2 separate regions of the Homo sapiens genome follow, and region 2 is linked to region 1. The links are chromatin loops, found by intact Hi-C in ENCODE. Cell type or tissue: IMR-90. All regions are shown on one strand. Links, peaks and the distances in the headings refer to the core of each region. The heading gives the core; the rest is flanking DNA.

Region 1 (3,906 bases), core at 504-3,003:
AAATGTAGAGTTGTGATTCTGATGCCTGAAGTAGAATGGGAGTTGAGCCAGTGCATGGGGACAAGGTTCAGGCTTATTTTAGGACAAGAAGTTAGGGACCATGATGGACCTGGCTTGACATCATTCTTCCCAGCCAAGCATATGAGGACCTGCTTTCTGGCAGACGGACCACATGAAGCCTGGTGCTGCTGAGGCTGGAGTCATGAGAAGTTGGCACTATGGCTTGTGATATCTGGGCAACTGCCAACTCTCTCAAAATGTGTCAGTTCTGCAGAAATACATGGGCTATGATCCACCAATTTTCTCTTTTTTTTTTTTTTTTTTTGAGATGAAGTCTTGCTCTGTCGCCCAGGCTGGAGTGCAATGGCACGATCTTGGCTCACTGCAACCTCTGGCTCCTGGGTTCAAGCGATTCTCCTGCCCCAGCCTCCCAAGTAGCTGGAATTATAGGTGCGCACCACCACGCCCAGCTAATTTTTGTATTTTTTAGTAGAGACGGGGTTTCACCATGTTGGTCAGGCTGATCTTGAACTCTTGACCTTGTGATCCACCTGCCTTGGCCTCCCAAAGGGCTGTGATTACAGGCGTGAGCCACCGCACCTGGCCTCTTTTCTTTTTTTATTGATGCCTTCAGATGATACGCTCCTTTTTTTTGGCTTCACAAAAGTCTCAGTGTCTAGGAATTGGCTTTAAGACATTTTGCCTTCCCCTTGCTATTTAAGTCATTCTGGGGTGATACTGTCTCCTCTTCCCAACGTGATAGAGTAAAAGAGAACCAGCTAGGGAGTAAGGCTACATGAAAGCTTTTTGTGCGGCTTTTTTCGAGACAGGGTCTCCCTCTGTCACCCAGGCTGAAGTGCAGTGGCACAATCTCGGCTCACTGCAACCTCCGCCTCCCAGGTTCAAGAGATTCTCCCACCTCCGCCTCCCAAGTAGCTGGGATTACAAGTGCCCACCAACACACCTGGCTAATTTTTGTATTTTTAGTAGAGACAGGGTATCACCATGTTGGCCAAGCTGGTCTCAAACTCCTGACCTCAAGCAATCCATCTTCCTCAGCTTCCCAAAGTGCTGGGATTACAGGCATGAGCCACCATGCACAGCCAAGACGTGAGTTTGAATCCTGGCTCCATAATGCCCCAGCTGCAGATTGCAGAAAAGTGACCCCATCTACCTAAGCCTCAGTTTTTGCTCCTGTAAAATGGAGACAGTATCTACCTCATATAGTTCTTGTAAGATTCACAAGGCTTAGCTCCCGCTTCACAGATGAACAGTGGTGCCACTCCCTTTCTATCCTTTCACTCACTGTTGCTACCATCTAGGTTATTTTGCCCTAGCCAGGGTTTCAAAGAACAATTTTAATAATCAATTTGAAAGACCATAAACAAATTGTTTTAACTCTTATTCAAATGGAAGAGGGATTAATTTTAAATAATCAACAGATATTTATTGTGCACTGTGCTTGGGAATAAAAAGAACTATTAAGATAACTTTCTGGAGGTTGAAATTACTGATTTGATTGAGATCTTTGAATTATGGGTAGATTTTTATTTTCCCTGTATTTCCTGATACCAAGACCTAGGGTTAATTGAGAATTCATTACAGATAAAAATTTGCTAGTTCTGGGTCTAGTGCTACAGAGGAAAACGAATATAGCCCATCAGTTGTCTGTGTTCCCAGAAATGAGACATTCGTGAGTCACTGAGCTCATACATCCAATGCTTTCTTGAGGCTCTAAATTCTGTGCACAAAGACAACAGAAGGAGAGTTGGCTCAGGGAGCCCTGCTTCGTTATGAGACACTCTCTTTTTTGGAATACACTTTTCATCTATCAATCAGGGCCATAGTTTTCCCATCAAGGAAATGAATATATGAGTCTTTAGCAGAGGTTTTAGCTTATCTGTGAACATCATGTGCAAAGAATTAAGTTAATCTTACATTTTTGGTCATGACACTATTTCTGTGACCATTAGGTCCTTGTTTTTTATTCCACAAATATGTATATAGTGCCAGGCCCTTCTCATGAGCCATGCACTATCCAGCACTTTGATTTTTTTTTTTTAAGACAAAATCCTACTCTGTCGTACAGAGCTGGAGTGCAGTGGGGGAATTTCGGCTCGCTGCAACCTCCACCTCCGGGGTTCAGTCCGTGGCATCTGTTTCTAGGGCGTCTTGAAACGGCTATGGAGGCCCAAGTCTCCTTCCTTAGCCTCCCGAGTAGCTGGGATTACAGGCGCGCGACCACCATACCCAGCTAATTTATTTTATTTTATTATTTTTTTTTTTTTAGTAGAGGTGGGGTTTCACCATGTTGGGCAGGCTGGTCTCGAACTTCTGACCTCGTGATCCGCCCGCCTTGGCCTCCCAAAGTGCTGGGATTACAGGCGTGAGCCAATGAGCCCGGCCCTATCCAACACTTTAAAACTTACCTCCTGGCCAGGCGCGGTGGCTCACGCCTGCAATCCCAGCACTTTGGAAGCCTGAGGCAGGCAGATGGCTTGAGTCCGGCAGATGGCTTGAGCCCAGGAGTTCGAGACCAGCCTGGGCAACACGGTGAGACCCCCAGCTCTCCACAAAATACAAAATATTAGACAGGTGTGTCGGTATGCACCTGTGGACCCAGCTACTCAACAGGCTGATGTGGGAGGATCACTTCAGCCCCGGAGGTCGAGGCTGCAGTAAGCCGAGATGGCGCCACTGCACTTCCTGCCTGGTGGACAGAGCGACACCCTGTGTCAAAAGAGAAAAAAATAAAATTACTTTATTTAATCCTCATAACCTTATCTAGTGCCACGTAACAGAACTTAGTGGTCCAAAACAACTACGTTATTGTATCTCATTATTCCACGGGTTGATCTGGCCACAGCTGGGCAGTACCTCTGCCAGGTGTCTTACACAGTCCGATGGCACAGTGCTGCTCCATGTGGCCCGCCTCTCCACGTGGCAGCTGTTTGTAGGACTCCGTGAAATGGCAGTGGCAGCGGCCCAAGGCTCCTGCTTAAACACGGGGCTAGGCAGTCCCAGGGCAGTGCTTACTCTGTATCCTATTGGTCAAAGCAGTCACAGGCCCGCCTCTTGTGGGAGGAGCTACACGCAGACAGGGCAGGACAGAATTTTTTGGAGCCCGTCTTCGCCTATCGTCCCCAGCCCATTTTAGGGATGAGGACACTTAACTAAAGAGGTTGTTAATTGCCCAAGGTAACAGAGCTAGTTAGAGGCACAGCTGGGATTCAGAACCATGCAATCAGAGCATGGACTCAGCCACTAGTTTTAAATATTTTCCCTTTCACTTCTAATCTCCACTCCTATCTCCTTCCTTCCTCCATTAGGCACCCACTCTCTAATATGTTTGATATTATAAATTGAATATGTATGCTTCTTTGCAAAACATATTGTTTTGTAAGTATGTCTTAATTTACATCAACGATATTACAACTGTCCTTTTTCACTGAACACTGTTTCTAAGATGCCTCCATGTTGCTGCGTGTGCTACCTCATTGCTAATGGCTGTTTGGGATTCCATTTTACTTTTCCATTCCCTTAATGTTACCTCCAGCTCCCTGACCCAGCCAACAGTGCTGTGATGGACATCCTCGTGCTCATCCACATATGAGCCTGTCAGAAAGTTTCAGTGCATCAGTGTCCACCAGTGGGAGTGCTGGGTTATTGGACGAAGACATATTTAACTTCACTATTTTGGTCTTGTTCTCCAGGAGTATTTCACTTTAGACACCCCTCCCTGTAGTAATAGTTGAGTTTTCCCATTTCTCCATATTCTTTCCAACACAAGCTATTATTTATTTGTTCATTGTCGCCAATGTGATAGTATAAATCTGTGTTTTATTGTTATATTGCTTATTTGTCCAAATTTACATTTCTGGTTTTTTTCCTGTTGGGTTCCCTATC
Region 2 (3,906 bases), core at 626-3,125, 520 kb before region 1:
AAATAGATGAACTCATTTTGCCCTTTAAGAAAGAAGTGATGTTTACCATCATGTTCACCTTGTTACAAAATTCCTCAATCACTAGCTGGCTCAAGGAGGGACTGTAGCCTCTTTACATTGCCTAGACCTGGGCCCTAGCTAGCCCATGGCCAATTCATCGCTACAGAACCTTGGGGTAGTCCCCAACCTTTATTTGTTGTAAAATGAAGATGGTGGAACACACTAATTACACAAAAAGTACTTTTTGTTATATGTGACACTGCACAGATCTAGTAACAGCAGAAATTCCCTGATTTGCACATTGGGATGTCCCAGCCCAGCAAAAAGAATGCCCTAGAAAAACATCCTCCAACTGTGTATGAAGCTGCACTAACGTGTCTGACCTTGGTTTGTATTATTTGTTTGTCTTGCATGAATCATTCATGCCAGAAAGGACAACTTAGTTCTCACAATGTAAAATTTCAAAAACGAAATTGCCCAGTAACTCTATCAAGAAAAAAACAAGGCTTGGACCTTTTATTCATTTTTACAAAGACAACTGGAGTGAGTTCAGGCCTGCAAGGAAACCCAGAACTACTTTACATTTAGTCTTTTTCATTGCCAATTAAAAACTGGAGTTTAGACATTTCCTACTTGCTGGTGACTGTATGTCCAGAAGTGTAGGCTTGTATATGGGGTCCGGAAATATGAAAGGAGAAATAAACAAAAACATGACTTTCTTAGCAATCCCCACTTCAGTATAAAAAGATGTCATAAATAAAATCTGGACAGCATTGCCAAATTGAGAGGCACCAAATAATCTCACTGCCTTGATTTTTCTTCAGTTTATCTATGCCCATGGTTCACCAACTAAGACAACAGATACAACCTTGAAATGCATTTTGAACTGTAAGATGCTTATTAAAGGAACTGATTCTAAATGACAGCAACAGAAATGCCCAGTTCTGTGTACCTGTACTAGGTGTAAACAAACCCTAGGTGAACTGAGCAGGTCAGGTGTTTTTTATTGTTTGTTTTGTTTGTTTGTTTTTAGAGACAGGTTCTCACTGTGCTACCTAGACTGGAGTGCAGTGGCACAAACATAGCTCACTGTAACCTCTAACTCCTGGGCTTGATCGATCCTCCCACCTCAGCCTCTAGAGTAGCTAGAACTACAAGAACATGCTACCATGCCCAGATGATTTTTTAAAAATATTTTGTAGAGACAAGGTCTCACTACGATGCCCAGGCTGGTCTTGAACTCCTGGCCTCAAGCAGTGCTCCTGCCTGGGCCTCCCAAAGTGCAGGGATTATAGTCATGAGCCACCATACACAGCCACGTTGTTGTTATTGTTGTTGTTTTAAAGTCTTAGTTTAATAGCCTTGGGATCTAATTGTTGAATTACATAGGGGTCAAGAACTTTAAGATACATCTCTACCAGATACTTACAGTGGGATAACATATCAAATCTTAGAACTCAAGCTTATCATAGGGAAAGAGATGTCCGCTTATAATACATAACTAACCCCACTGGTGTTACTGTTTGCAATAACTAACACTACATATGCCTTCAATATTATAAATGTCGGCCCGGCACAGTGGCTCATGCCTGTAATTCCAGCACTTTGGCAGGCCAAGTCGGGCAGATCACCTGAGGTCAGGAGTATGAGACCAGCCTCGCCAACATGGCGAAACCCCATCTCTACTAAAAATACAAAAATTAGCCAGGCATGGTGGTGCGTACCTGTAATCCCAGCACTCAGGAGGCTGAGGCAGGAGAATCACTTGAGCCAAGATCACACCACTGCATTCCAGCCTAGGCAACAGAGTGAGACTCTGTTTCAAAAAAAAAAAATTATAAATATCAAGTATTTATTAGGATGCATCAAAATCAGTATACTGACTTGACAATATATATTTATATGAGGTTTGGCTATAATGTTCTCCATGGACTTTAAACATAGGAAAATCCATGACTATGAGATAAATTAATAGAGAAGAAAATTTAATACTTTATAGTCTAAAACATGGGCAAAGTACAAATAAGTCACTTTCAAGAAGATATCTCTACAGAGTGCCTTTTAGAGGAGACCAAAATAATTTTCCACTGTCTCAAAGGATAGAAAAACATGGTTCTTCCTGAAACATACACCCTTTCTTCTTAAGCCTCAGTTCCCTGAGGGTCTTTTATCTCCCTGGGATTTCATTCCTTGCGCTTCAGGCTAACAAGGCTGTGGTGTGTCATTCCCTTTGTTAATGGTAGAAGAAAAGATCCTCATTCAAAACATCAAGCACTTTAAAAATAAAACAACTTCATAAAGCTTTTCCATCCATGAAGAAGAACAATAAAAATGTATTTTCCAGATACTCTGAAAGCACTAAAACCCCACGTCCTTCACATGTCAAAAACCCCTCTGGAGAGCTGACAGAGTGCCAACGATCACCGTGGACAACCACCCAGTGCTGTTTATATTAATTTTATTCAGTGACTGAGAGAGAACCTTTATTCTTCTTTTAAAATGTTTGTTAAATGAACTGTCATTTTATAACTTCAGTGTAAGCTTATCTCAAATTATGAACCAGAAAAAGGGGTGTAAAATATTTATTCTCTATTGTGCTGAAGTGCAAATGTTGATGTGTCTCTATGACAACATATTGATGACCCTATTCACGGTGCAGGAAAATCTCAAGGATATAACTTGTAGGCTAAAGTTACATAATTTGGGAGGATTACATTCATTCACTGATGTGAAAAGAAGAATAACAACCTCAGGAGCCCTTATAAGATGTCTTGCTATAAAAAGTCTTGTCATATTTTTATTCTGTTGATCATTTATTCTTTCATTAAAGATTTGTTAAGCATCTTCTCTGGCTACGAAGTTCTATTTATTGAGCACTTACTACTTGCTCCTTACCAAGACATGTACCATAGCTAAGATTTCCTTATCTATTGGAAGAGACTGGCCCACAGTGAGATTTATCACAAAAGAATGTGCTAGGTGTTACGAGACAGGATTGCACACATTGCTGGGAACATAGAGGACCTATGTCCATGTACCTTTGGGCAGTGGAGAGAAAGGAGGGGGAGAGAAGGTTTCCCAGAGGAAGTAGGAATTGAGATGAATATTAAAGGATGAATATTCAGGACCACTGTTGTGAAAATGCTTATCTTCCTTCTGGACACATGAGGATAAAGGATAAAGGCTTTCAATGACTTCCCTAAAATCTCAGAGTAAGAAAACTAGAATCCTTAATGCTAATTGTTTGGTCTGAAAGATTTAATATGGTTTTCTTGAGAAAAAAATTTAAACGATGGGACTATGAGAGACTACGAATAATGCTATAACAAAGGCTCATGTACCCACAGCAGAGACTTAACTGTTTATGAACATTGTATAACATTTGTTTCCTCACTGAATTCAAGAAATAAAACATGGCAGATAAAGTCCTATCTGACTCCTTTGTGCCTGGTTCCCAGCTCTTTCCCTACCCTTTTCCCAAAGGTAAATGCTGTGATAGTTTTAATATATGTTCTTCTGGTTTGTGGGTGTGTTGGGGGGTGTATTTAGAAATAAGATATAGAATTATTTTATATATGTATTAGCTTTATATAAAATGTTCATGTTGCTGTGAATCTTTTGTTTTCACCCAATATTATGATATTGAGATTTACTTTTTATTTTTATTTATTTATTTATTTATCTCACTCTGTCTCCGAGGCTGGAGTGCAGTGGCATGAGCCTAGCTCACTGCAGCCTTGAACTCCTCAGCTCAAGTAATACCCCCACCTCAGCCTGCTTGGTAGCTAGGACTATAAGCTGATTAATAATGATAAATCTGCTAATATAATGGAATGCTATATACAAGTTTATAGTAACGGAGTTCATTATTATACTATAAACTGCTATGTAACATTTCACTACATT

Evidence for each region. Hi-C counts contacts between places; a loop is a spot of excess contacts. Peaks named below come from ENCODE experiments on the same cell type or tissue, not always from the same donor. Only the 100,000 strongest peaks of a DNase experiment are listed, where the experiment ranks them.
Region 2: it touches region 1 in a loop (2.3-fold over the local background); 1 of 110 quality-filtered maps calls a loop at or near these places.

The regions. Positions count from the first base shown.
Region 1 is chr5:126,863,300-126,867,205 of GRCh38, reverse strand. No RefSeq gene overlaps it. Among named protein-coding and RNA genes, the nearest start is that of LMNB1, 88 kb to the right of the region's middle. In IMR-90, for the core only: no CTCF peak of the experiment used is centred there; a DNase peak (open chromatin) is centred at 1,705.
Region 2 is chr5:127,383,234-127,387,139 of GRCh38, reverse strand. The region is part of intron 5 of MEGF10 (multiple EGF like domains 10); the gene reads right to left. Among named protein-coding and RNA genes, the nearest start is that of MEGF10, 94 kb to the right of the region's middle. In IMR-90, for the core only: no CTCF peak of the experiment used is centred there; no DNase peak of the experiment used is centred there; H3K27me3 peaks cover 149 bases.